2 separate regions of the Homo sapiens genome follow, and region 1 is linked to region 2. A link is a loop called in an ENCODE intact Hi-C map of the cell type or tissue named here. Cell type or tissue: heart left ventricle. All regions are shown on one strand. Links, peaks and the distances in the headings refer to the core of each region. The heading gives the core; the rest is flanking DNA.

Evidence for each region. Hi-C counts contacts between places; a loop is a spot of excess contacts. Peaks named below come from ENCODE experiments on the same cell type or tissue, not always from the same donor. Only the 100,000 strongest peaks of a DNase experiment are listed, where the experiment ranks them.
Region 1: it touches region 2 in a loop (34-fold over the local background); 2 of 110 quality-filtered maps call a loop at or near these places.

The regions. Positions count from the first base shown.
Region 1 is chrX:3,547,124-3,562,516 of GRCh38, reverse strand. No RefSeq gene overlaps it. Among named protein-coding and RNA genes, the nearest start is that of SNORA48B, 23 kb to the right of the region's middle. RefSeq lists an enhancer at 8,934-9,885. In heart left ventricle, for the core only: no CTCF peak of the experiment used is centred there; no DNase peak of the experiment used is centred there.
Region 2 is chrX:2,518,325-2,533,717 of GRCh38, reverse strand. No RefSeq gene overlaps it. Among named protein-coding and RNA genes, the nearest start is that of ZBED1, 25 kb to the right of the region's middle. In heart left ventricle, for the core only: no CTCF peak of the experiment used is centred there; no DNase peak of the experiment used is centred there.

The DNA of each region.
Region 1 (15,393 bases), core at 8,272-10,771, 1.0 Mb before region 2:
CACGTTTACCTATGAAACAAACCTGCACATCCTGCACATATATCCCAGAACTGAAAATAAAAATTAAAAAACAATGTGGGACATTTTCAGTAGATGAATGGCAAAGAAACTTTATGGATAATGACAAGAAAGTTTCAGGGCTAAGTACCAAACACACATGAATTATACCCTGGACTTTGTTTCTGTATTCGTATTTGACCACTGTCATGGATGGTATATGCTGGCATGCTTGGAATTTAGTCTTAGAATAAATATTTTTATTAGTGCTAAGAAAACACAACTAGAGCTTCCTTTCCAATGAAACTATTTTTTTAAAAGAAATGAAGCTCTGTTATATGCTTCTATGTGGATGAGCCTTGAAGATGCTATGCTCAGTGAAAGAAGCCAGACACAAGAGGCCACACAGTGTAGGATTCCACTTACAGGAACTTTTCAGAGGAGGCAAGCCCATAGAGCCAGTAGGCAGATTGGTGTCTTCCAGGGGCTGGGGAGGGGAGAAGGACTAGTGGCTGCTTGGTGGGTCCAAGGTTTCTTTTAGGGTGATAAAAGTGTCTTGGAACCAGATAGCGGTGGTGGTTGCACAACCTTGTGAAGGCATTAAATGCCACCGGGAGTTCACTTTAAAATCATCATTTTTAAGTTAGGGGCATTTCAATTTGATTGAAAAACAAACAAATCTGGCTGAGCGCAATGGCTCACGCCTGTAATCCCAGCACTTTGGGAGGCTGAGGTGGGTGGACCACTTGAGGTCAGGAGTTCGAGACCAGCGTGGCCAACATGGTGAGACCCCATCTCTACTAAAAATACAAAAATTACCTGGGCGTGGTGGCGGGCACCTGCAGTCCCAGCTACTCAGGAGGCTGAGGCAAGAGAATCACCTGAACCCTGGAGTGGTGGTTGCAGTGAGACAAGATGGTACCACTGCACTCCAGTCTGGGCGACAGACAGAGATTCTGTCTCAAAAATAAATAAATAAATAAATAAATAAATAAATAAATAAATAAATAAAATAAAACCAAAAACAAATATGCCAGCCCAGTTCTTCTTCAACCCAGATTTTGCAAGACAGTAAATGAGACAGCATTTGGAACCTGGCGAACTTCCCCAGTGAACCGATAGCAGCTTAGAAAGAGTTAAATGTGCAAAGAAGATACTCAATCTCCAAGTCAGGGCTACTCATACAGAAAAGGGAAACTGAGGCCAGAGTCCCAGGAAATATCCAGCTTCACACAATGCCTTAAAATGCAAAGAATTGGTGGGCTGCGGTGGCTCATGTCTGTAATTCCAGCACGCTGGGAGGCCAGGGTGGGTGCATCACTTGAGGTAAGGAGCTTGAGACCAGCCTGGCCAGCGTGTCAGGCTGTGACACAGCGTGAAACCCTGTGTCTACTAAAAATACAAAAATATTAACCAGGCATGGTGGCGGTTGCCTGTAATCTCAGCTACATGGGATGCTGAAGCAAGAGAATCTCTTGAACACGGGAGGGGAAGGTTGCAGTGAGCGGAGATCGCACCACTGCACTCCAGCCTAGGCGACAGTGAGACCCTGTCCCACCCACACCCCGCCCCCCCTCCAAAAAAAAGCACAGAATTCAGGCCCAGAAGGAGTTTAGATGTTCAGGGAGGGGGACATGATGGGAAATGGGATTCAGAAGAAGGAATAAGAGGAACATGCCATAAAAGCCTGGATTCTTGGAAAAAGCCAAGGAAAAAAGAACCTCTAGGTGACTCAGAATCACTGTGTATTAGTAGGTTGGTGTAAATGTAATTGCGGCTTGTGTCATTGAAAATAATAGCAAAAACAAAGAGAAACCAATAGGGTGAGTGTGTATCTATACCTATATCATCTATATCTATATTTATACCTATATGTCTACATCTATATATCAATAATAAAATAAAAATATTAATTTAAAAAATTACACTTAATTTAAAGAATTGCACTGTTTAAAACCAGTGATAAAACCAACAACATTCTAAGATATTTATCCAACTCGTCGAAGTTTTGTCATTCTACACGAGGGTTTCTCAATCTTGGCACCATTGACACTTGGGCCAAATTATTCTTTGCACAAATATCAATCTGTAGATATTGATATCAGTAGATACACAGACATTTATTTTAAGGAATTGGCTCACGTGATTGGGGGGATTGGAGAGTCCAAAAGCTGATGGAGTGGGCCAGCAAGCAGGGGACTCAGGGAAGGGTTACAGTTTGAGTCCAAAGGCTGTTGGGTGGCAAAATGCCTTTTGGCTTGGGGGAAGTCAATCTTTGTTCTGGTCAGGTCTTCAACGGATTAGACTAGGCCCACCCACATCATGGAGGGGGAACTGCGTTACTCCACAGATAGAAATTGTCAGGCCTCTGAGCCCAAGCCAAGCCATCGCATCCCCTGTGACTTGCACGTATACGCCCAGATGGCCTGAAGTAACTGAAGAATCACAAAAGAAGTGAAAAGGCCCTGCCCCGCCTTAACTGATGACATTCCACCATTGTGATTTGTTCCTGCCCCACCTTAACTGAGTGATTAACCCTGTGAATTTCCTTCTCCTGGCTCAGAAGCTCCCCCACTGAGCACCTTGTGACCCCCGCCCCTGCCCACCAGAGAACAACCCCCTTTGACTGTAATTCTCCATTACCTTCCCAAATCCTATAAAACAGCCCCACCCCTATCTCCCTTCGCTGACTCTCTTTTCGGACTCAGCCCGCCTGCACCCAGGTGAAATAAACAGCCATGTTGCTCAAACAAAGCCTGTTTGGTGGTCTCTTCACATGGACGTGCATGAAATTTGGTGCCGTGACTCGGATTGGGGGACTTCCCTTGGGAGATCAATCTCCCGTCCTCCTGCTCTTTGCTCCGTGAGAAAGATCCACCTATGACCTCAGGTCCTCAGACTGACCAGCCCAAGAAACATCTCACCAATTTCAAATCCAGTAAGCGGCCTCTTTTTACTCTGTTCTCCAACTTCCCTCACTATCCCTCAACCTCTTTCTCCTTTCAATCTTGGCACTACACTTCAATCTCTCCCTTCTCTTAATTTCAGTTCCTTTCATTTTCTGGTAGAGACAAAGGAGACACGTTTTATCCGTGGACCCAAAACTCCAGCGCCGGTCACGGACTGGGAAGGCAGCCTCCCCTTGGTGTTTAATCATTGCAGGGACGCCTCTCTGATTATTCACCCATGTTTCAGAGGTGTCAGACCACGCAGGGATGCCTGCCTTGGTCCTTCACCCTTAGCGACAAGTCCCGCTTTTCTGGGGAAGGGGCAAGTACCCCAACCCCTTCTCTCCGTGTCTCTACCCCTTCTCTGCTTTTCTGAGGGAGGGGCAAGTATGCCTCAACCCCTTCTCCTTCACCCTTAGTGGCAAGTCCCACTTTTCTGGGGAAGGGGCAAGTACCCCAACCCCTTCTCTCCGTGTCTCTACCCCTTCTCTGATTTTCTGGGGCAAGGGCAAGAACCCCTCAACCCCTTCTCCTTCCCCTCAGCAGCAAGTCCTGCTTTTCTAGGGGAGGGGCAAGTACCCCAACCCCTTCTCTCCGTGTCTCTACCCCTTCTCTGTTTTTCTGGAGGAGGGGCAAGTACCCCAACCTCATATCTCTGTGCCCCGATCCCTTATTTCCATGCCCCGACCTCATATCTCTGCGCCCTGACCCCTTCTCTGCTTTTCTGGAGGGCAAGAAACCCCCACCCCTTCTCCGTGTCTCTACTCTTTTCTCTGGGCTTGCCTCCTTCACTATGGGCAAGCTTCCACCTTCCATTCCTCCTTCTCCCTTAGCCTGTGTTCTTTTTTTTTTTAAACCTTTTATTTATTATTTTTTTTATTATACTTTAAGTTTTAGGGTACATGTGCACATTGTGCAGGTTAGTTACATATGTATACATGTGCCATGCTGGTGCACTGCACCCACTAACTCGTCATCTAGCATTAGGTATATCCCCAATGCTATCCCTCCCCCCTCCCCCCACCCCACAACAGTCCCCAGAGTGTGATATTCCCCTTCCTGTGTCCATGTGATCTCATTGTTCAATTCCCACCTATGAATGAGAATATGCGGTGTTTGGTTTTTTGTTCTTGCGATAGTTTACTGAGAATGATGATTTCCAGTTTCATCCATGTCCCTACAAAGGACATGAACTCATCATTTTTTATGGCTGCATAGTATTCCATGGTGTATATGTGCCACATTTTCTTAATCCAGTCTATCATTGTTGGACATTTGGTTTGGTTCCAAGTCTTTGCTATTGTGAATAATGCCGCAATAAACATACGTGTGCATGTGTCTTTATAGCAGCATTATTTATAGTCCTTTGGGTATATACCCAGTAATGGGATGGCTGGGTCAAATGGTATTTCCAGTTCTAGATCCCTGAGGAATCGCCACACTGACTTCCACAATGGTTGAACTCAATTCAAGATGGATTAAAGACTTAAACGTTAGACCTAAAACCATAAAAACCCTAGAAGAAAACCTAGGCATTACCATTCAGGACATAGGCATGGGCAAGGACTTCATGTCTAAAACACCAAAAGCAATGGCAACAAAAGACAAAATTGACAAATGGGATCTAATTAAACTAAAGAGCTTCTGCACAGCAAAACTACCATCAGAGTGAACAGGCAACCTACAAAATGGGAGAAAATTTTCGCAACCTACTCATCTGACAAAGGGCTAATATCCAGAATCTACAATGAACTCAAACAAATTTACAAGAAAAAAACAAACAACCCCATCAAAAAGTGGGCGAAGGACATGAACAGACACTTCTCAAAAGAAGACATTTATGCAGCCAAAAAACACATGAAAAAATGCTCATCATCACTGGCCGTCAGAGAAATGCAAATCAAAACCACAATGAGATACCATCTCACACCAGTTAGAATGGCAATCATTAAAAAGTCAGGAAACAACAGGTGCTGGAGAGGATGTGGAGAAATAGGAACACTTTTACACTGTTGGTGGGCCTGTGTTCTTAAGAACTTAAAACCTCTTCAACTCTCACCTGACCTAAAATCTAAGCATCTTATTTTCTTCTGCAATGCCGCTTGACCCCAATACAAACTCGACAGTAGCTCCAAATAGCCGGAAAACGGCACTTTCAATTTTTCCATCCTACAAGAGCTAAATAATTCTTGTCGTAAAATGGGCAAATGGTCTGAGGTGCCTGATGTCCAGGCATTCTTTTACACATCAGTCCCTTCCTAGTCTCTGTGCCCAGTGCAACTCATCCCAAATCTTCCTTCTTTCCCCTCCCACCTGTCCCCTCATTCCCAACCCCAAGCGTCGCCGAGTCTTTGTAATCTTCCTTTTCTACAGACCCATCTGACCTCTCCCCTCCTCACCACGCCAAGCTAGGTCCCGATTCTTCCTCAGCCTCCACTCCTCCACCCTATAATCTTTTTATCGCCTCCCCTCCTCACACCTGGTCCAGCTTACAGTTTCGTTCCGTGACTAGCCCTCCCCCACCTGCCCAGCAATTTACTCTTAAAAAGGTGGCTGGAGCCAAAGGCATAGTCAAGGTTAATGCTCCTTTTTCTTTATCCCAAATCAGAAGCGTTTAGGTTCTTTTTCATCAAATATAAAAACCCAGCCCAGTTCATGGCTCGTTCGGCAGCAACCCTGAGATGCTTTACAGCCCTAGACCCTAAAAGGTCAAAAGGCCATCTTATTCTCAATATATACATTTTATTACCCAATCTGCTCCCGACATTAAATAAAACTCCCAAAATTAGAATCTGGCCCTCAAACCCCACAACAGGACTTAATTAACCTCACCTTCAAGGTGTACAATAATAAAAAAAAAAGTTGCAATTCCTTGCCTCCACTGTGAAACAAACCCCAGCCACATCTCCAGCACACAAGAACTTCCAAACGCCTGAACCGCAGCGGCCAGGCATTCCTCCAGAACCTCCTCCCCCAGGAGCTTGCTACAAGTGCCAGAAATCTGGCCACCAGGCCAAGGAATGCCTGCAGCCCAGGATTCCTCCTAAGCCGTGTCCCATCTGTGCGGGACCCCACTGGAAATCGGACTGTTCAACTCACCTGGCAGCGACTCCCAGAGCCCCTGGAACTCTGGCCCAAGGCTCTCTGACTGACTCCTTCTCGGCTTAGCGGCTGAAGACTGACGCTGCCTGATCGCCTCAGAAGCCCCGTAGACCATCATGGACGCCGAGCTTCAGGTAACTCTCACAGTGGAAGGTAAGTCCGTCCCCTTCTTAATCAATATGGAGGCTACCCACTCCACATTACCTACTTTTCAAGGGCCTGTTTCCCTCGCCTCCATAACTGTTGTGGGTATTGACGGCCAGGCTTTTAAACCTCTTAAAACTCCCCCACTCTGGTGCCAACTTAGACAATACTCTTTTACGCACTCCTTTTTAGTTATCCCCACCTGCCCAGTTCCCTTATTAGGCCGAGATATTTTAACCAAATTATCTGCTTCCCTGACTATTCCTGGATTACACCTGCATCTCATTGCCGCCCTTCTTCCCAATCCAGAGCCTCCTTTGCGTCCTCCTCTTGTATCCCCCACCTTAACCCACAAGTATAAGATACCTCTACTCCCTCCTTGGCGACCGATCAAGCACGCCTTACCATCTCATTAAAACCTAGTCACCCTTACCCCGCTCAACGCCAATATCTCATCCCACACCATGCTTTAAAAGGATTAAAGCCTGTTATCACTCGCCTGCTACAGCATGGGCTTCTAAAACCTATAAACTCTCCTTACCATTCCCCCATTTTACCTGTCCTAAAACCAGACAAGCCTTACAAGTTAGTTCAGAATCTGCGCCTTATCAACCAAATGTTTTGCCTATCCACCCCGTGGTGCCAAACCCATATACTCTCCTATCCTCAATACCTCCCTCTACAACCCATTATTCTGTTCTGGATCTCAAACATGCTTTCTTTACTATTCCTTTGCACCCTTCATCCCAACCTCTCTTTGCCTTCACTTAGACTGACCCTGACACCCATTAGGCTCAGCAAATTACCTGGGCTGTACTGCCGCAAGGCTTCACAGACGGCCCCCATTACTTCAGTCAAGCCCAAATTTCATCCTCATCTGTTACCTATCTAGGCATAATTCTCATAAAAACACACGTGCTCTCCCTGCTGATCGTGTCCGATTAATCTCCCAAACCTCAATCCCTTACAAAACAACAACTCCTTTCCTTCCTAGGCATGGTTAGCGTGGTCAGAATTCTTACACAAGAGCCAGGACTGCACCCTGTAGCCTTTCTGTCCAAACAACTTGACCTTCCTGTTTTAGCCTAGCCATCATGTCTGCCTGCAGCAGCTGCCGCTGCTTTAATACTGTTAGAGGCCCTCAAAATCACAAACTATGCTCAACTCACTCTCTACACTTCTCATAACTTCCAAAATCTATTTTCTTCCTCATACCTGATGCATATACTTTCTGCTTCCCGGCTCCTTCAGCTGTACTCACTCTTTGTTGAGTCTCCCACAATTACCATTGTTCCTGGCCCGGACTTCAATCCGGCCTCCCACATTATTCCTGATACCACACCTGACCCCCATGACTGTATCTCTCTGATCCACCTGACATTCACCCCATTTCCCCAAATTTCCTTCTTTCCTGTTCCTCACCCTGATCACGCTTGATTTATTGATGGCGGTTCCACCAGGCCTAATCGCCACACACCAGCAAAGGCAGGCTATGCTATAGTACAAGCCACTAGCCCGCCTCTTAGAACCTCTCATTTCCTTTCCATCGTGGAAATCTATCCTCAAGGAAATAACTTCTCAGTGTTCCATCTGCTATTCTACTACTCCTCAGGGATTATTCAGGCCCCCTCCCTTCCCTACACATCAAGCTCCAGGATTTGCCCCCACCCAGGACTGGCAAATTAGCTTTACTCAACATGCCCTGAGTCACAAAAACTAAAATACCTCTTAATCTAGATAGACACTTTCACTGGATAGGTAGAGGCCTTTCCTACAGGGTCTGAGAAGGCCACCGCAGTCATTTCTTCCCTTCTGTCAGACATAATTCCTCAGTTTAGCCTTCCCACCTCTATACCGTCTGATAACAGACCAGCCTTTATTAGTCAAATCACCAAGCAGTTTTTCAGGCTCTTAGTATTCAGTGAAACCTTTATATCCCTTATAGTCCTCTATCTTCAAGAAAAGTAGAGCAGACTAAAGGTCTTTTAAAAACACACCTCACCAAGCTCAGCCACCAAAAAGGACTGGACAATACTTTTATCACTTTCCCTTCTCAGAAATCAGGCCTGTCCTCAGAATGCTACAGGGTACAGCCCATTTAAGCTCCTGTATAGACACTCCTTTTATTAGGCCCCAGTCTCATTCCAGACACCGGACCAACTTAGACTGTGCCCCCCAAAAAACTTGTCATCCCTACTATCTTCTGTCTAGTCATACTCCTATTCACCGTTCTCAACTACTCATACATGCCCTGCTCTTGTTTACACTGCCGGTTTACACTGTTTCTCCAAGCCATCACAGCTGATATCTCCTCGTGCTATCCCCAAACTGCCACTCTTAACTCTTGAAGTAAATAAATAATCTTTGCTGGCAGGACTATGCTGAATCTCCTTAGGCACTCTCTAATCAGATGTCCTAGGTCCTCCCAATTCTTAGACCTTTTATACCTGTTTTTCTCCTTCTTTTATTCCATTTAGTTTTTCAATTCATACAAAACCGTATCCAGGCCATCACCAATCATTCTATACGACAAATGTTTCTTCTAACATCCCCACGATATCACCCCTTACCACAAGACCTCCCTTCAGCTTAATCTCTCCCACTCTAGGTTCCCACGCCGCCCCTAATCCCGCTCGAAGCAGCCCTGAGAAACATCGTCCATTCTCTCTCCATACCACCCCCCAAAAATTTTCACTGCCCCAACACTTCAACACTATTTTATTTTTCTTATTAATATAAGAAGGCAGGAATGTCAGGCCTCTGAGCCCAGGCCAGGCCATCGCATCCCCTGTGACTTGCACATATACACCCAGATGGCCTGAAGTAACTGAAGATCCACAAAAGAAGTGAAAAGGCCCTGCCCCGCCTTAACTGATGACATTCCACCATGGTGATTTGTTCCTGCCCCAGCTTAACTGAGTGATTAACCCTGTGAATTTCCTTCTCCTGGCTCAGAAGCTCCCCCACTGAGCACCTTGTGACCCCCGCCCCTGCCCACCAGAGAACAGCCCCCTTTGACTGTAATTTTCCATTACCTTCCCAAATCCTATAAAACGGCCCCACCCCCATCTCCCTTCGCTGACTCTCTTTTCAGACTCAGCCCGCCTGCACCCAGGTGAAATAAACAGCCCTGTTGCTCACACAAAGCCTGTTTGGTGGTCTCTTCACATGGACGCGCATGAAAGAAATGTTCATCTCATCCAAAAACACCCACACAGTAACATCCAGGGTAACCTTTGACCACACGTCTGGGCACTGTGGATAAAATTCACCATCACACCAGCCCGGTGGATACATAAAATTCATCATCACGCCAGTCAAGTGGACGCATAAAATTCACCATCACACTAGCCAAGTGGACATATGAAATTCACCATCACACACTATGAGAAACTGAATCACAGATGGTAAGGAAATGAAGTCACAGGTCTATGTCAGTGGTTGTCAGTTGGGGTGATTCTGAACTCCATACCCAAACCCCAGGGGGCATTCAGCAATGTCTGCTTGTACTTTTGGTTAATACACCTGGGGAGAGTACTACTGGCATGTGGTGAGTAGAGGCCAGGGATGCTGCTTAACACCCTACAATGCACAGGCTGCTTCCCATAATAAAGAATTACTTGGTTCAAATATCAATAGTGCCAAGATTGGGAAACTCTGATATGCAATAATGACAAAAGTTATAACAGGTAACTTTATGACTAGTTAGACATTTAGAATGTTGTTGATTTTATGACTAGTTTAATCATAGTGTATTTTTTTAAAAGTAAGTATATATGTTTTATTTTATGAATATTATATATTTGCAATTGTATTTTGATACTTTTGCATGTTATTAAGTGACATCTCCTCCTAACTGTGTCTATGTATATATTGATCTCTCATCTATCCCATTCAGGAGGCTCCATCCTCATGACCTCATCACCTCCCAAGGGCCTCACCCCCTGACACCATCATCTTGGGGGTGAGGATTTCAGCATAGGAATTGTGGGAGACACAAGCATTCAGTTCATTGCACATGGTTGTACAGTTTTGTAAAATCCCCCAAAGTAAGATACATTCAAATTCATTTTCTGAAAGATGACTTCTGAAATTTTGTAAGCTTCAGCTCCCACAAAACCTGCATCTAATCCTAAATGCAAGGAGTGTATTCCTGGTTTTGATGGTGGTAGTTATGGCCACGGTTGTTTCTGACTTTCCAGTCAAGGAGATCCTGCGATGATCTGAGAAGCTAATGCACAGGATTCAGTGAGGAGTGAACTTGTTCATCTGTAGAATGTGGATGGCCTTTCTTTCCTTCTGGGAGCCAGCTCCCCTGTGGAGGAGAAATTCACCAAGTATCTTTTTTATTTTTAAATTTAATTTTATCTTCCTAATTTTATTTTTTTAGAGACAGGGTCTCATTCTGTCACCCAAGCTGGAGTGCATTTTTTATTATTTATTTTATTTTCCTAAGTTTATTTTTTTTAGAGACGGGGTTCTCACTCTGTCACCCAAGCTGGAGTGCATTGGTGCAGTCATAGCTCACTGCAGCCCCCACCTCCTGAGTTCAAGCGATCCTCTTACCTAAGCCCCCTGCGTAGCTGGGACTGCAGGTAGATACCACCAGGCTTGGCTAATTTTTAAAATATTTTTAGAGATAGGGTCTTGCTCTGTCGCCCAGGCTTGTCTCGAACTCCTAGGTTCAAGTAATCCTCCTACCTCAACTTCCCAAAGGGCTGGGATTAAAGATGTGAGCCACTGCTCCAGCCACGCCAAGTATACTTGTTCACCATTCTCCAATGCCCTTCATATCTGTATACATTTTATTTTGTTGGATCAACAGAAAGGATTTGGTTGAAATTCTTTGACTATACTCTGTGCAGGTATTGCAAATTTTGGTGACTATTACAGTGTCAGTTGCAGGCTAATTGTGATTTAGATTCAGAATTATGACAGATACAAAGTAGGAAGTTCATGACAGCATTCCTCTATTTGCAATTTTAAGCAAATTCTCCTTATTCTTATTTTTTGAAGGTCTAATATCTATTGGGATTTAAATTTGCAATGTGAGATAATGATGCCCTGTTTCCTAAAATACTATAAAAATAAGTTTTAGCCATATTTTCCATATTAAAAATTAAATTGCTGCCTAGCGAAGACCTCTGGAGCCAGGCTGGAGAATAACTGTGCTTATTGGCTGTCTGTTACAGTTTGCCCAGGACTTTTGTGGTTTTAAAGCTGAAGGTCCCACATCCTGGGGAAACCCTTAGCCCCAGGCAATTCTAGAAGTTTCCTCGCTGTCGTAGGAACCTATGTGTTATCCCATTCAGAGAGTCCTTGATTCAGACTGTGGTTGTCTAATTGTTGCAGGGCAGGTGAGCCCCCAAACTGGGGGCTTAGCTTGGGAGGGTTCTTGGCTTCACCCAGGAAAACATTTCAGGGTGAGCCCGTGGTGTTAGACAGCAACTTGCAGAGCAGTGGCGTGATCTCGGCTCACTGCAACCTCCACCTCCAGGGTTCAAGTGATTCTCCTGCCTCAGCCTCCTGGTAGCTGGGACTACAGGTGCACATGACCACACCTGGCTAATTTTTGTATTTTTAGTAGAGATGGGATTTCACCATGTTGACCAAGCTGGTCTCGAACTCCTGACCTCAAGTGATCCACCCACCTCAGCCTCCCAAAGTCCTGGGATTACAGGCGTGAGCCACCCCCACTTTCACTGAAGTGGCAGTGCACAGCAGCAGCAGCAGAGGTCCTGCTCCTGGCAGAGCAGGGCTACCCAATAGGCAGTGCGTCCAGAACAGCAGCTCAGAGGCAGTGCTGGAGTCATATGTATACCCACTTCTAATGGCATGCAAATTAAGGGGCAGATTATGCAGAGATTTCAAGAAAAAGAGTAGTAACTTCCATGTTCTTGGATCATTGCCACAGAAAGGGGCGGTAACTTCCAGGTGTTGCTATGGTAACAGTAAACTGACATGGCACTGGTGGGCGTGTCTTATGGAGAGGAGCTATTGCTATTGCCACTTCCCTATTTTAGCTAGTCTTCAGTGTGGTCCAAAGTCTAAGTCCCTGCCTCCGGAGTCAAGTTGGGTCTCCTACTTCATAATGAATGGCCTCTTAGGTGATGAAGATAAATCGATTGGTCTCTTTTTGTTTCACACGAATCCACCACATATTGACTGGGGAGTTTGGGATGAAGATTTAGACGACCCAACAGAGAAGTCCCCTCAAAAGCCCATGGGGCCACTCTTCTGAAGCTCCACTTCACCTGCTTCCGCACACCCCAGTCCTGCCTGATACTCAGCTTTTCTTTCTCTCGTGAATAGAGACACACGTTTTTCTCCCTTGACACCATGGAGGTTGGGATTCTGATAAGGATTAGAATGCTACAGATCAATCCTCTAGTACAGTCCTTCTCAAAGTGTGGACATTTAAGGCTGGGTGGATGATCCTCTGGGGTGGGGTGTCCTGTGCACTGCAGGGTGTTGAGCAGTGTCCCTGGGTTCCACCCACCAGATGCCCGGAGCACCAACCACCCCGGTTGCGACACCCAAAGCTATCTCCAGACATTGTCGAGTGTCCCTGGGGACATAGTTGCCTGTGTGGAGCACCGCAGGGTCAGATGAACACAGCAAGGACCACTGACAATGTGAGCATCTGTGTCACCCTCTGCTGTCACTCGCCGGAACCAGAAGGGACGATTTGCAGCCGGTACAGCTTTTTCCCATGCCGAGCTTCCTGCAGAGGCTGCTTCCCAACGCATTGGAAAGTCCCTGGCTCTCGGAGTGAGTCTCAGATCCTCCTGGCTTCATGGGTCCAGCAATTAAGTATTGCCACATACCTTTTCTTTTAGCTCTAAAAATTGTTTGTGGACCTGGGAATTAAAAAGAAAAGAAAAGTGGCGCTAAGCAGAAGAAGCCAGGAAAACCCTGCTCCATTGTTTTGCAGACGGAGACGAGAGAGAGAGAGAGAGAGAGAGAGAGAAAGCAATCCCGACGTTATGAGAATCGGCTGCACGACCATCCCATGCCTTTCAGGAAAACCAACACAAACGCCCCAGTGGAGACATTTTTAACCATTGTAAAATTTTCTAGAAATCTCAGGCATGACTGGTTCTTTTGTGGCTGGCGAATCATATTATACGTGGTGCTGGTGCATCTTGCAAAACGCTTAAAAGATAAGTGTACCACATAGATTTGAACATTGCGAATTGGAACATTTAAAAAAAATCCATGGTTGCTTAATTCTTGGAAACAGAAACAATTTAGTTTATACTCATTTGAACTGTAAACCTAGCTAGTCGTTTGTATACAGAATGTTTGCGGGTATTGCTGACTATGGCTTTGTGGATTATGAAACAGCTATAATAAATCAACAAGAAACCTTGGCAGATTTAGTTGTCTTCCTCCTTTATGCAGAGCTTTAAAAAATGTTTTATGTAATAGGTGCGTGAGATCTTTTCTGTTTAAACAGTCTGCACAAGAGGGCAGTGTATACCACTTAACAAGGTTTTCCCTGGGGACGTGGAAGTTTATTTGTGGTGGCAGAGAGGGAGGTTCAGTAGATTTTTCTTACTCCGCTATAGAAATAACTTCCCATAGAGAATTATGACTCTTATGTATCTATTATTATTGATATTTATTATGTATTTTATAGAATAAACATAATTCACCTCCACTTTTAGAAGATACAAGCTCTTTTCTTTCACTAACTCAGGAATCCAATAGTGAGACACAACTTTCCCTATGCCACATTTACTGTTTGGCTCAGATGAAAATATCAATTAGCCTTTAAAAAAGAAAAGAAAATGTCCTATGAATAAATATTCATGACAAGATGTCCATGCGAAGAGCTGATCATCAAAATACCTAGCACAGTTCATGAGGCTTTTTCCTCTAAAAAAGCATGAAATTCATCTTTTGAGGTACATTTGGCTTCCACCAATGTTGTTTTTGAGTGTTGACAAGCAAAAGTTAGATTTTTAGAGAAGGCTGGTGTTGTTGGTAGCAAAAGTAAAATCATAATGAAATTTTAAAAGATTTATTTCTTCAAGGCTTAGGTTCTTCATTTATTTATTTTTGAGACAGGGTCTCACTTTGTTGCCAGGCTGGAGTGCAGTGGCGCGAGCTCGGCTCACTGCAACCTCCGCCTCCCAGGTTCAAGTGATTCTCCTGCCCAATCTCCCCAGTAGCTGGGATTATAGGCACTCACCACCACACCCAGCTAATTTTTGTATTTTTAGTAGAGACAGGGTTTCACCATGTTGCCCAGGCTGGTCTCAAACTCCTGACCTCAAGTGATCCGCCTGCCTTGGCCTCCCAACGTGCTGGGATTACAGGTGTGAGCCACCACTCCTGGCCCCCAGGCTTAGGTTTAGTAAGCAAACAACAACTAAAAAAACAAGATAAAAAATGACATGGAAAGATAAGTTTATTTAGACAAGTCATTTAAAGCAAATCCGGGTTTAGAAGAAAATTTAGATTGCAAGTTTCCTGAGGGCAAAAAAAACCCTTCTTTTCATAGTTCTTTTTTATTTTTTATTTTATTTTTTATGAAAAAAATTAGAGATAGAGTCTTGCTATGTTGCCCAGGATGGTCTCGAACTGTTGGGCTCAAGCAATCCTCCTGCCTTGGCCTCCCAAAGTGCTAAGAGTACAGGTGTGAGCCACCACACCCAGCCTATGGTTCTTATATTTTATAAAGTATGTAATGTTTTCCTCATTTTTTGCATCTTTTCCTTTCTCCCTTCCTGTATCTTTTCTTCCTCAATATCACAATGAAAACATATTGTAAGGGCTGCATTGCCTGATGTATGAATTTCTAAACAGGGCACTTTGAACAAAGAGGATTATCTGTGGCATCAAAATTCAAGTCACCACTAGATCTTGTGATGGTCTAGTCCCATCGCATAAAGTGAAATCCTGCATTTCCAATCTAAAGCTTTCCAGTGCTTTCAGGTTGTGAAATTAAACAACTTGGGTACTTTTTAGATAGAAGCAAAATACAAATGGAAGTAGGGGGCTAAGGATTTCTCATATTTTTTGGTTTAAAAAATAATCTCCAGCCTGAGCAACGTAGTGAGACCCATCTCTAAATTTTTTTTTTTTAAATTAGCTGGGCATGGTGGCATGCGCCTGTGGTCCCAGCTACTTGGGAGGCTGAGGTAGAAGGATTGCTTGAGCCCAGGAGTTTGAGGCTGCAGTGAAGCTGTGATTG
Region 2 (15,393 bases), core at 7,510-10,009:
CTGGTTTTTTAAGGGGCGATGTTTGGTCTGTGCTGAAAGGTGAAATGACAACAGCCTCCCTCCAAAAGTCCTGTTGAGATTTAATCCCCGATGCAACCTTATTAAGAGGTGGGACCTTTAGGAAGTGATGAACTCATGAGGGATCTGCCTTAATGGATGGGATTAGCGCTCTGTAAAAGAGCTGGAGGGAACAGGCTGGGCTCTAAGGCTACGTGAGGACACAGCAACAGGGCGCCATCTTGGAAACAGAGACAGTCCCCTCGAGTCACTCAATCTGTCATACCTTGATCTGGCACTTCCAGCGTCCAGAAGGTGAGCAATAAATGTCTATTGTTTATAAGCCACCCGGTCAACAAGTATCTGTTGTTTATAAGCCACCCAGTCAATAAACGTCTGTTGTTTATAAGACACCCAGTCAATCAATGTCTGTTGTTTACAAGCCACCAAGTCTATGATATTTTCGTGATAGCAGCACAGACAGGTGATTGGATCAGGGCCCACCTTAATCCAGTATGATCTCGTTTTCATGTAATTAATAATATGTAGAAGAACTCTGGTTTCAAAGAAAGTCACACTCATAGGTCCCAAGGGTTATCATTTTAGCGTATCTTTGGGGGACAGGAAATATACTTCGACCCGTAACCAATTCATGCATCAAATATTTAATTACCAGCTGGGTGCGGTGGCTCACACCTGTAATCCCAGCACTTTGGGAGGCCAATGCGGGTGGATCATCTGAGGTCAGGAGTTTGAGACCAGCCTGGTCACCATGGTGAAACCCCAACTCTACTAAAAATACAAAAATTAGCTGGTCATGGAGGAGGACGCCTGTAGTCCCAGCCACTCAGCACACTGAGGCAGGAGAATCACTTGAACCCAGGAGGCAGAGGTTGCAGTGAGCGGAGATCACACCACTACCCTCCAGCCTGGGCGACAGAGTGAGACTCCACCTCAAAAATAAATAAATAAATATTTAATTACCACCTACTGTGTGCATTGCTCGGTTCTGAGCACTGGGAATATTGTAAAGAACAACTTACAGCAATTAAAGCTGTTGTGGAATTTCTAGCTGTGTGTGTGTGTGCGTGTGTGTGCACACACGTGTGTGTGCACGCATGTATGTGCATGTGCACATGGGTATATGGCAAAACTTAAACAAAATAAGTTGAATATTTATAATTTTTTTGAGACAGGGTCTTGCTCTGTCACCCAGGCTGGAGTGCGGGGGCTTGATCATAGCTCACGGCAACCTCAAACTCCTGGGATCCAGCAATCCTTCTACCTCAGCCTTCTGAGTAGCTGGGACTACAGGTATGTACCACCACGCCCAGCTAATTTTTTATATTTTTTTTATTTTTTGTAGAGTCAGGATCTTGCTATATTGCCCAGGCTGGTCTGGAACTCCTGGGCTCAAGCAGTCCTCCTGCCTCAGCCTCTCAAAGTGCTGGGATTATAGGCATGAGCTGCCACACTTGGCCTGTTTAGAATTTATATTAGCAGCTATGAGGTGCAATGCAGAAAACAAGGAAGTAAAATCATAGAGGCCACATTTTTTTTTTTTTTTGAGAAAGGGTCTTGTTCTGTTGCCCAGGCTGGAGTGCAGTGGCACGATCTCAGCTCACTGCAACCGTCGCCTTCCAGGTTCAAGCAATTCTCATGCCTCAGCCTCCCGAGTAGCTGAGATTACAGGCGCTCACCACCACACCCGGCTAATTTTTGTATTTTTAGTAGAGACAGGGTTTCACCATATTGACCAGGCTGCCCTCAAACTCCTGACCTCTGGTGATCCACCCACGTCGGCCTCCCAAAGTGCTGAGATTACAGGCGTGAGCCACTACGCCTGGCCTGAGGCCACATCTTAGTAAAAGCACAAATCGAATTTGGATCTTGGGGACGTCTCAAAGGGCATGTGTCCATCCTGTTCCATTTTGCAGACAAGAAAACCAAGGCCATCTGGGGGTGGTGGCCTGTCAAATGTAATGTAGGTACTTGGCTTGAGAGAAGCACTAAGTTTTTGGTGTGAGGTCCAGTAATTTTATTTTAAATTACAAAGGAGAGGCCAGGAGATGAGAAAATATTGGAGACTCTTTGGAAGTTTCATATCCTTTCATGCTGATCTTTTTAGCATTCGGGTCAACAACGCAGAGCCTCAAATATAGATTTTGCACATGTTTTTAGGATAATTTCCTTTTTTTTTTTTTTGAGACGGAGTCTCACTCTGTCACCCAGACTGGAGTGCAATGGCATGGTCTCAGCTCACTGCAACCTCTGCCTCCCTAGTTCAAGGGATTCTCCTGCCTCAGTCTCCTGAGTAGCTGGGACTACAGGTGCGCACCACCACACCCAGCTAATTTTTGTATTTTTTTTAGTAGAGATGGGGTTTCACTATGTTGGCCAGGCTGGTCTCAAACTCCTGACCTTGTGATCCGCCCGCCTTGGCCTCCCAAAGTACTGGGATTACAGGCGTGAGCCATGACACCCGGCCGAGAATTTCCTTATTTCTTACAATTCCAGAAGGCATTATTGACCTATTTAGAGTAGAAACTTTGCGTCTCTACCAATTCATTTGCAAAGGCTGGTTCAGACTGGACCAAGGCCTGTTCCAAGAGTGGCAAGCACCACTTTATTTTTTTAATTGTTTTTCAACTTTTATTTTAGAATCAGTGGGTACCTGTGCAGGTTTGTTATAAAGGTATATTGTGTGATGCTGAGATTTGGCGTACAGATGAAACCGTCACCCAGGTAGTGAGCATAGTGCCCAAAAGGAGCTTTTTCAACCCTTATCCTCCTATTCTCTACCCCCACTTGTATTCCCCAGTGACTGCTCTTCCCATGACATAAGTCCATGTGTACGCAATGCTTAGCCCCACCCTTATAAATAAGAATATGTGGTATTTGGTTTTCTGTTTCAGCATTAATTGACAGGATTATGGACTCCAGCTGTATTCATGTTGCTGCAAAAGATATGATTTTATGCTTTTTTTTTTTTTTTTTTTGAGGCAGAGTCTCACTCTGTCACCCAGGTTGGAGTGCAGTGGCATGATCTCGGCTCACTGCAACCTTTGTCTCCTGGGTTGAAGTGATTCTCTTGCCTTAGCCTCCTGAGTAGCTGGGACTACAGGTGCACATCACCAGCCTGGCTAATTTTTGTATTTTTAGTAGAGACAGGGTTTCACCAAATTAGCCAGGATGGTCTCGATCTCCTGACCTCGAGATCCACCAGCCTCGGCATCCCAAAGTGCTGGAATGACGGGCGTGAGCCACCATGACAGGCTTTTTTTTTTTTTTTGAGACAGTCTCGCTCTTGTCCAGGCTGAAGTGCAATGGCGCCATCTCGGCTCACTGCAGCCTTTGCCTCCCGGGTGCAAGCGATTCTCCTGTCTCAGCCTCCCAAGTAGCTGGGACTACAGGCATGCACCACCACACCTGGCTAATTTTTGTAATTTTATGTTTTTATTTATTTATTGAGATGGAGTCTCGCTCTGTCGCCCAAGCTGGAGTGCAGTGGCATGATCTCGGCTCACTGCAACCTCCGCCTCCTGGGTTCAAGCCAATTCTCTTGCCTCAGCCTCCCTAGTAGATGGGATTACCGGTGCACACCGTCACACCCAGGTAATTTTTTTTTTTGAGACAGAGTGTCACCCTGTCGCCCAGGCGGGAGTGCAGTAGTACGATCTTGGCTCACTGCAACCTCTGCCTCCTGGGTTCAAGCGATTCCCCTGCCTCAGCCTCCCGAGTAGCTGGGACTATAGGCACACACCACCACGCCCGGCTAATTTTTGTATTTTTAGTAGAGACGGGGTTTTACCATATTGGCCAGGTTGGTCTTGAACTCCTGACCTCAAGTGATCCACCCACCTCAGCCTCCCAAAGTGCTGGAATTACAGGTGTGAGCCACTGTGCCTGGCCCATTCTAGTAAATTTTCAAACCTTATGTCAGTTTTAGCCTCAATAGATATACAGCCATGCAGAGGAAACATTTGGAAAGCACCATTAATAAAACTCACCAATGGGCTGGGCGCAGTGGCTCACACGTATAATCCCAACGTTTTGGGAGGCTGAGGCACGTGGATCACCTGAGGTGAGGAGTTCCAGACCAGCCTGGCCAACATGGTGAAACCCTGTCTCTACTAAAAATACAAAAATTAGCAAGGCGTGGTGGCGGGCGCCTGTAGTCCCAGCTACTTGGGAGGCTGAGGCAGGAGAATTGTTTGAACCCGGGAGGTGGAGGTTGCAGTGAGCTGAGATTGTGCCACTACACTCCAACCTGGGCAACAGAGCGAGACTCCGTCTCAAAAAAAATAAATAAATAAAAATAAAAATAAACTCACCAAGAGTGATGAGTCTTTAATCATGGAGAAAGGCCTGGGTTTTCTTTCTATGTTTGGTAGTTCCACTCTGAAAATGTTGACCCATTCTCTATCCAATTCTCACCTATTCCCCAATCACCTGTAGTGATACTGCTGCCAATACAAAGCTTTACCTAATTGGCCTAACTAAATGGCTTAACTTTGTTGACATATGGTAACATATGTTTATAGATTTTTAGAAGAAAAATTGTAAAAGAAAACCAATGATTTGAAAACAGCACTCTGGAAGGTGACCCAGCCATGACGGTGCAATGCCTGGGGGAATCTTTGCCAAACCAATTCACAAGAATCTTGCAATCCTTGGGCTGTAAATGCATTTAAAACTTGGAAAGACATTTTTTTTAAAGAGGTTCAGACATTATTTTCAGCTATCAATGCCATGGCCATTTTAGAATAAAGTAGGGTAGAAGCTATATATAAACACGACAACAAACAAACATCCATTCATGACTAAACTGCCTCAGGAAAAGCACCTTAGCTTCTAGTTGGATGTCTGATATTCTGATATTAGGCTGGGAATTGTGGTGTGAATTCTTCCCCCTATTCTCTCATGGAGAACTCAAATCTTTGATCATGTGATTCTTCCAGAAAAGGTGAGAACAAATTTAGTTTGTATGAAGATTAATAGTATAGTTTAAGTAAACACACATTCAAAAAATAGAATCATTAAATCCTTGAGTGTGTGTGTGTCTGTTTGTGTCTATGCATTTGTGTGTCTTGTGTTTTGGGGGTGATATGGTTTGGCTGTGTCCCCAGCTAAATCTCATCTTGAATTATAGCTCCCATAATACCCATTTATTGTGGGAGGTACCCAGTGGGAGATAATTGAATCATGGGGCGGTTTCCCCCACACTGTTCTCATGTAGTAAATAAGTCTCATGAAATCTGATGGTTTTATAAGAGGTTTCCCCTTTCACTTGACTTTCATTTTCTTTCTTGCCTGCTGCCATGTAAGACATCCCTTTCGCCTTCCGCCATGACGGTGAGACCTCCCCAGCAACGTGAATCTCTGAGTCCATTAAACCTCTTTTTCTTTATAAATTACCCAGTCTTGGCCAGGCATGGTGGCTCACGCCTGTAATCACAGCACTTTGGGAGGCCGAGGCAGGCAGATCACCTGAGGTTGGGGGTTTGAGACCAGCCTGGCCAACATGGTGAAACCCCATCTCTACTAAAAAATAAAAAAATTAGCCAGGCGTGGTGCTGCACGCCTGTAATCCCAGCTAATAGGGAGGCTGAGGTAGGAGAATCGCTTGATCAAAGGAGATGGAGGTTGCAGTGAGCCAAGATCGCACCACCGCACTTTAGCCTGGGCAACAGAAGGAGATTCTGTCTCAAAAAAATAAGTAAATAAATAAAATAAAAAATAAATTACCCTGTCTCAGGTATGTCTTTATCAGCAGCATGAAAATGGACTAATACGTGGAGGGAGGTAAAGGATGCTAAAATGTAATATGTATTAATTATGATAATATATATATAAAACATCCGGGGCCCCGTGTTAATCATGTTTAAGTGTACCATGCAGTGACATTAATTACATTCACATATTAGCACTATTTCCAAGTATTTTTTCATGTAGTGATCCAAGGGGAAAAAAACGTGCTTGCTTTCTAAAAACATATTTGGGCAAATGCTTTTAGAGAGGATGCCAACGAATCTTTCCCAAAACGATGAAATCTCGCCGGAGTCGGGGCTAACGTTGAGTGCATTCGAAACAAACAGGGCTGAGTTTGATTCACTACAGTCCCTGGGTGTTTTTCAGGTCCTGCGTCCGCCTGGCAGTCAGACATCTCTGCTAAATGAATAAACGCTCTCCCTCCCCGCCTTCCTCAGTCCCTTCTGTTTTTCCTTTGTCACATACTAATTAGAGTTTTTTGTTCCCCTATTAAAATGTTTCAATGGTACAAAAGCATGGCACATCCCTTTCTCCTATACCTGCTATCACTTTTCTTGAATGCTTGTGCCAACTTTCTTCCTTTTGTTTCTCTGACCCACTTTGTACACTTCTCCAACCTTCTCAACCCAGGGGAGAGTGGCAGGGGGAATGGGGAGGCAAGGAGGCTGAGGATGACTCACAGATACTACATCCATAGGGTTCTCTTGCCTTCTGGCTGCCATTTTTGGTTCTGACCCTGGGGAATTGCCACTGAGGTTGGAGACAGGAGGAGAGTAAAGTTGGAGGGATTTAGCCCTGGGTTCCATCTGACATTGGCTTTCTCCTCTAATCCAGTGTCCTAGCACCTGTCAGGTGGCGTTGTTCATTGAGTTCTCCCTCGCTGGGTTCTAGCCTCTCTCTCTTTCCTTTGCCATCATTCTCGAGTTGGGGGTGAGCGCTCCTGTTTCCCAGCCTGCAGGTTCTGCACCATCTCTGAATGCTTTCCCTAACATTCTGGCTAGACTTCAGTAAAGAGTCCCTGCACTAAATCCTCTTTCACTGTTCAGCTTGCCTGCACCACCTTCTTCCTGCTACACCCATCTGTGTGTGCACAGCCCCTGCCCTCTTGCCCTAGAAATATGTGTCTATGCACTGCACAGACCCTTTGGCTATCACTGCAAATTACCAGGAAACCAACTGTGTTCACACTCTGCTGATAAAGACATACCTGAGGAGACCCGATAATTGATCATGAAAAGAGGTTTAATGGACTCGCAGTTCCACGTGACGGGGAGGCCTCACAGTCATGGTGGAAGGCGAAAGGCACATCTTACATGGTGGAGGCAAGAGAAAATGAGAGCCAAGTGAAGGGGGTTTCCCCTTATAAAACCATCAGTTCTCTTGAGACTCATTCACTACCACAAGAGCAGTATCGGGGAAACCGCCCTCATGATTCAGTTATCTCCCACCTGGTCCCTCCCACACCACGTGGGAAATACGGGAGCTACAATTCAGATGAGATTTGGGTGGGGACAGTCAAACCATATCACCAACATTCTTCCGTGCCCTTAAATTCCAGAGGATTCCTCCAATATGTGTCTATTTTTCCCAAGTCAAGTCTAAACACACTACCTCTAAGGCAAACCTTCACCTAACTAGGCTTAACTCAACAGCTTAACTTTGTTGACATATGTATTTATGGATTTCTAGAAAAAAATTTTTAAAGGAATTTTGTTGTCGTTGTGGTAAAATAACACTATGGAAGGTAACCCAGGCATGGATATGTGATGAAATATAAGAAAAAAATAACTCTATCACCCAGGCTGGGTGCAGTGGCTCATGCCTATAACCCCAGTGCTTTGGGAGGCCAAGGTGGGAAGATTGCTTGAGCCCAGGAGTTCAAGACCAGCCTGGGCAACATAGTGAGAACCCCCAGCTCTACAAAAAATAAAAAAATTTAGCTGAGTATGGTGAGTGCTTGTCTATAGTTCCAGCCACTCAGGAGGCCGAGATGGAAAGACAAACTGACCCCAGGGGTTTGAGGCTGCAGTAAGGTGTGAGTGTGCCACTGCACTCCAGCCTGGGTGATAGAGCAAGACCCTGTCGAGAAGGAAGGAAGGGAGGGAGGGAGGGAAGAAAGAAGGAAAGAGAGGGTGAGAGAGAGAGAGGAAGGGAGGAAGAGAGTGAGGAAAAAGGAAAGGGGAGGAGAGGAGAGGAAATGGGAGGGAAGCGAAGACTAACCTACAATGTCTGGGGGAATAACAGACACACTGTGTGTAAGATGCCAATAAAAGTGCTAAATACCACATTTTTCATGGGAAAATAATTATTAGAGTAATTCCACCAATTTTAAAGTGAAGCGTTGACATGTATCGCACATCACAAAAATCACATTTAGTATTTATTGAACACTTACTGCATACAATCATTATGGTTGATATTTCACAGAATATCACTTACGTAATTTCAAAAACCTCACGTTTACAATGTTATCTCCGTGTCAGGGAGGATGACACAGGACCCAAGAGGATCAAAAATATGCAGATTCCCCAGAAACTCATGCTGGAAAGATTGCATTTTTATTATGATGATTGTATTCATTTCTTTTAAATAATGATATTTGAATGCAGTGATATTTTAAACACTGGGTGATCTGTGATGCTTCTCCTATAAACTTGTTTCACAGAAAACCAGCTTACCCAGGTATAGGCTCAGTTTTTAGAGTATTGCAGTCAGCACAGTTTCTGAAGACAGAATCAATCTGGGACACTTCTGCATTGAATAAAAGATGAACTGACATGTCGCCTCTGCTATCAGAGTCTCCTTGGGCGAAATAGTGAATCAGGGCATGTTGAACGAACATAGGTCTTTTGGGGCTCTGTAATGCTGCCTGCTGCTATAATATTTACAGATTCTCATGCATAGAGTTAGAAGAGATTGAGGAGATCGTTGGAGGGTTTTTGTTTGTTTGTTTTTTGTTTTTGTTTTTGTTTTGACACAGAGTCTTGCTTTGTCTCTAGGCTGGAGTACAACGGCACGATCTCAGCTGACTACAATCTCCACCTCCGGATTCAAGCGATTCTCCTGCCTCAGCCTCCCGAGTAGCTGGGACTACAGGTACACACCACCACACATGGCTAATTTTTGTATTTTTAGTAGAGATGGGGTTTCACCTTGTTGGCCAGGCTGGTCTCAAACTCCTGACCTCAGGTGATCCACCTGCCTCAGCCTCCCAAAGTGCTGGGATTACAGGGCATGAACCACTGTGCCCGGCCCTTTGAGGGGTTTTTAATCTGTAGTTTATTGAGAGGAACTTGAATCTTAATCTTGATTCTTTAACAGAGTGCAATTTGACATTTAATGTCGATTTAAGTTACATTTTTTGTTTCAGAATGATTTCAGATTTGCAGAAAAGTTTCAAACATACCACAAGGAGCTCTTTTATACCCCCGTCATAAACATCTTCAATTAGTACGGTGCATTTGTGGCAATTAACCAACCACTCTTGATACATTACTATTAACCAGCCCATACCCTATTCAGATTTCTTTAGTTTTTTTCTAATGTTTAGGATCCCATCCAGGGTCTGTCAGTCAAGAAAATTAGAAGACAATTGTCAATCATTTTAGGAAGTTTATTTGCCAAAGTTAAGGATGCGCACCTGTGACACAGCCTCATGGGGTCCTGATGACATGTGCCCTAGGTGGTCGGGGCACAGCTTGGTTTTATACATTTTAGGCACACATGAGCCATCAATCAATATATGTAAGAAGTCCATTGGTTCCTTCCAGAAAGGCGGGGACAACTGGAAGCAGAGAGGGAGCTTCCAGGTCACAGGTAGGTGGGAAACATATGGTTGCTTCTTTTGAGTTTCTGATTAGCCTCTCCAAAGGAGGCAATTAGAATATGCGTCTATCTCAGTAAGCAGAGGGGTGACCTTGAATAAAATGAGAGGCCGATTTGCCCTGGGCACTTCCCAGCTTGTCGGGGCCCGGGTTAGTTTCCTTTCACAGGCCCCACAGTTCCACAGGGTGTTTAGTTATTACTTCTACCTGGGTTCCCTCTTGGCTGGGACAGTTTTCCAGACGTTTCTTGATTCAGATGAATGACCTGGACAGCTTTGAAAAGCACTGGGCAAGCCTTTTGACGGAAGTCCTTTTATTGGGATTTTTCTCATGTTTTCTTTCTTTTTCTTTGAGATGGAGTCTCACTCTGTCGCCTAGGTTGGAGTGCAGTGGCGCAGTCTCGGCTGACTGCAACCTCTGCCTCCCGCGTTCACGCCATTCTCCTGCCTCAGCCTCCTGAGTAGCTGGGACTACAGGTGCCCGCCACCATGCCCACAGCTGATTTTTTTAATTTTAATTTTTTAATTATTACAGGAGTGAGCCACCGCCCCTGGCCTTTTCTGATGTTTTCTTCATGATTAGATGGGGTTTGGGGGCCGGGCGTGGGGGCTGACCCTTATAATCCCAGCACTTTGGGAGGCCGAGGCGGGCAGATCACGAAGTCAGGAGATCGAGACCAGTCTGACAAACATGGTGAAACCCCATCTGTACTAAAAATACAAAAATTAGCCAGGTATGGTGGTGCCCACCTGTAATCCCAGCTACTCGGGAGGCTGAGGCAGGACAATCGCTTGAACACAGGAGGCAGAGGTTGCAGTGAGCCGAGATCATGCCACTGCACTCCAGCCTGGGCGACAGAGTGAGACTCCATCTCAAAAAAAAAAAAAAAAAAAAAAAAAGATGCGGGTTGTGGGTTTTTTGGGGGAACGACCACAAGTTGGACAGGCCCTTCTCGTCATATCCTAACAAGGGTACACACTCTCACAACCACAAGACTTCTCACAGTGCATGTTGACCTCAGTTATCTGGTCGAGATGGTGTTTGTCAGCTTTCTTCACTAAAAAATTATCCTTCCCCCGGCCTCTTTCCCATGCTGTACATTTTAGGAGAAAATCATTATGTCCTACACACACTTAAGAAACGCGTCAGTAGATTTTTGAAAACGAAACACTTCTAAGTGATTTAATTTCCTTATTGAAACAGTGGATAATAGGTTTCTGGTGTTATTACGGTGGAGAAAATATCCAATATTGAGTATGAGAAGGCTTAACAATGAGCAAACTTCTGTGTAATAATAATAATCGCATTTTGTGGGGTTTTTTGTTTTCTTTTGTTTTGTTTTAGCTTTTGTTTTTGAGATGCAGTCTTGCTTTGTTGCCCAGGCTGGAGGGCAGTGGTATGATTTCAGCTCACTGCAACCTCCGTGTCCTGGGTTCAAGCGATTCTCCTGCCTCAGCCTACCAAGTAGCTGGGACTACAAGTGCACGCCACCATGCCCGGCTAATTTTGGTATTTTTAGTAGAGACAGGGTCTCACCATATTGGCTAGGCTGCTCTTGAACCTTGGCCTCAAGTGATCCCCCCACCTTGGCCTCCCAGAGTGTTGGGATTACAGGTGTGAGCCACTGCGCCCGGCACATTTTGTTTTTAATAGTAAAATAATCACAAGTGTAATTCGACCAATTTTTAAAGTGAAGCATTGAAATGTATCGCACATCACAAAAATCACATTTAGTATTTATTGAGCACTTACTGCATACAATCATTATGACCGATATTTTATATAATATTACTTATGTAATTTTAAAAACCTCACATTTAGAATGTGAGATTTCTCTCAAATCATCTCACTTCAAAGGCCTCGCCATACCAGGAGCTAAGTCATAAGACATGACGTAATGTTTTCATGACAGATGAAAGTGCTGAGACTCGAATTCTGAGGCCAAAGCCTTCTCTTGCTTGACCACTTGAAACTTGAATCCTTTTTTTTCTCCTTTTTTTTTTTTTTTTTTGAAATAGAATCTCACCCTGTCACCCAGGCTAGAGTGCAGTGGCACGATCTTGGCTTCCTGCAACCTCCACCTCTTGGGTTCAAGTGATTCTTCTGCCTCAGCCTCTGAAGTAGCTGAGATTACAGGCATGCACCAGCATGCCCGGCTAATTTTTGTATTTTTAGTAGAGACAGAGTTTCACTATGTTGGCCAGGCTGGCCTCGAACTCCTGACCTCAGGTCATCTGCCCACCTCAGCCTCCCAAAATACTGAGATTACAGGCATAAGCCACTGTGCCTGGCAAATCTGAATCCTTAAAGTTGCTCTTAATTCTCGACTCTCACTTCCAGTCGTTGAAGAATAGTGTGTATTGGACAGAACGTCCCGGAGATCACAAGGATAAACTCTGGATGAAGCCTTTTAAAAAACGATGTGAAGACCCTTGGCCCCAAACAGGCAGAAATGTGGGCAGAGGAACTCTCTGACAAATGGGGAACTGCCCTGTGAAGATTAGCATTTGCACGTCCTTTCTGCAGGGGGCTTCCCAAAGTCGCTTAATTCTGGGGAAGTGAGAACTTCTGCAGGTTTACTAGCCTGAAGAGTCACGAGAGAGCTGGCAGCTGCCAGAGACCCTGCAACACGAGGAGGAAATGTTTAAAAGGGGAATATGCAACGGTTTAAGGGAACTCCAAGTCTGGATTTGAACGCTGCCCAAATATTTGGTCATCTGGATTATGCATGTGTGGGGAGACCTCAGAGAACCAAGAGGAATCCATCAGTGTGATGTTGAAAGAACTGAGCAGATATTTAAACTCCTGCCCACTTCAGCAAACACAAAGATTAAAGTGTATATCCAGCGAAGCTAACTGTCTGATAGACTCTTCTATAGAGGAATAGACTCTTTCTATAAAGGAAAATACCTGACTGCACCACAACGTATCATCCTCAATGTCCATGATAAAATTGTTTTTTTAAAAAACAGACACGTAGGAACAGGAAAAGTAAATACCCAATGTTAATATTCATGTTCAGAGCTCTTAGCACGGTTTTGACACATTCAGGCAGAATACGTCCACCGTGATTCCTCTTACTCTCTTAGAAAAAACAATCAGAGGCCACATAATTACGAAGACTTTTCTGGTACACACAGTAAAACCAGAGGTCAAGAGTCTCTGGAAAAGAGGGCAAAGCAAGCATTTAAGCTTGGTGATAATAATGATGATGGTGATGGTGATAATGAAGATGGTGATGATGATGGTGACGATGAGGATGATGGTGATGATGATGGTGACAGTGGTGATGGTGATGGTGAGGATGATGATGGTGATGATGGCGACAGCGATGATGATGGCGAGGATGATGATGGTGATGATTATGGCGAGAGTGATGATGGTGAGGATGGTGATGATGATGGTGAGGATGATGATGATGTGTATGAGGATGATGGCAGTGATGATGTTGGTGAGGATGATGACGGTGATGATGATGGTGAGGATGATGATGGTGAGGATGATGATGGTGAGGATGATGGTGAGGATGATGATGATGTGTATGAGGATGATGGCGGTGATGATGACGGTGATGATGATGGTGATGATGATGGTGAGGATGATGATGGTGAGGATGGTGATGGTGATGATGGTGAGGATGATGATGGTGAGGATGATGATGGTGATGATGATGGTGAGGATGATGATGGTGATGGTGAGGATGATGATGGTGAGGATGATGATGGTGAGGATGATGATGGTGATGATGATGGTGAGGATGATGATGGTGATGATGATGGTGAGGATGATGATGGTGATGATGATGGTGATGATGATGATGGTGAGGATGATGATGGTGATGATGATGGTGAGGATGATGATGGTGAGGATGATGATGGTGAGGATGATGGTGAGGATGATGATGGTGAGGATGATGATGGTGAGGATGATGATGGTGATGATGATGGTGAGGATGATGATGGTGAGGATGATGATGGTGAGGATGATGATGGTGAGGATGATGGTGAGGATGATGATGGTGATGATGATGGTGAGGATGATGATGGTGATGATGATGGTGATGATGATGGTGAGGATGATGATGGTGAGGATGATGATGGTGACAGTGAGGATGATGGTGAGGATGGTGATGATGATGGTGAGGATGATGATGGTGACAGTGAGGATGATGGCGATGATGGTGATGATGATGGTGAGGATGATGATCATGGTGATGATGGTGAGGATGATAATGGTGATGGTGATGATGGTGATGATGATGGTGAGGATGATGATGATGGTGAGGATGGTGAGGATGATAATGGTGATGGTGATGATGGTGATGATGATGGTGAGGATGATGACGATGGTGATGGTGATGATGGTGATGATGATGGTGAGGATGATGATGATGGTGAGGATGATGATGATGAGGGTGATGATGATGGTGACAGTGAGGATGATGATGATGATGGTGATGACAGTGACGATGATGAAGAATGTTGTTGGTAATTACAGACTTCCTGAGCTACCAACTTGGACATCTGTACAACGATACAAATTTTGAGGAAAACTGTCAGACATTTTCTCATCAGGAAAAAATTTTCTTTCTGTATTAGTTTGTTCTCACATTGCTATAAAGAACTACCTGAGACTGGGTATTTCATAAAGAAAGGAGGTTTAATTGAGTCACAGATTCACAGGCTGTACAGTAAGCATGGCTGTGGAGGCCTCACAGTTCTGCCGGCTGTACATGCTTCTGCTCCTGGGGAGGCCTCAGCAAACTTACAGTCGTGGTGAAGGGAAAGGTGAAGCGCACACATCTTCACATGGTGGAGCAGGAGAGAGAGAGTGAAGGAGAAGGTGCCACACACTTTTAAACAACCAGATCTCCTGAGAACTCTATCACGAGGCCGGGTGCGGTGGCTCACGCCTCTAATCCCAGCACTTTGGGAGGCTGAGGCAGGGGGATCACTTGAGGTCAGGAGTTCAAGATCAGCCTGACCAACATGGTGAAACCCCATCTCTACTAAAAATAGAAAAATTAGCCAGGCTTGGTGGCAGGCGCCTGTAATCCCAGCTACTCTGGACACTGAGGCAGGAGAATCGCTTGAACCCAGGAGTCAGAGGTTTCAGTGAGTGGAGATTGTGCCATTGTACTCCAGCCTGGGCTACAAGAGCAAAACTACATCTCAAACAAACAAAATTCTATCACAAGACAGCACTGGGGGATGATGGTAAGCCATTAGAAACAACCCCTGTTATTCACCCACCTCTCACCAGGCCCCACCTCCAACACCACAGATGACAATTCAACGTGAGCTTTGGGCAGAGACACAAATCCAAACCATGTCACATTCCATATCATAGAAATAAAGAAGAGATGGAACATACATAGGATTTTTTTTTTTTTTTTGAGAAAGAGTGTCGCTCTGTCGTCACCCAAGCTGGAGTGCAGTGGCGCGATTTCTGCTCACTGCAACCTCTGCCTCTCGGGTTCAAGTGATTCTCCTGCCTCAGCCTCCTGAGTGGCTGGGACTACAGGCACCCGCCACCATGCCCAGGTAATTTTTTGTATTTTTAGTAGAGACGGGGTTTCATCATGTTAGCCTGGATGGTCTCGATCTCCTGACCTCGTGACCCACCAACCTTGGCCTCCCAAAGTGCTGGGATTACAGGCATGAGCCACCATGCCCGGCCTCACAGATAGGATATTTAAACTGGAGACCAAAATGCACCCTGAAAAATGAACGTGCGGTCATCGTTCAGACAAAAATGTTGAAAGTGAAAGCACTGAGAATGACTTTAAGACTTAGAATGT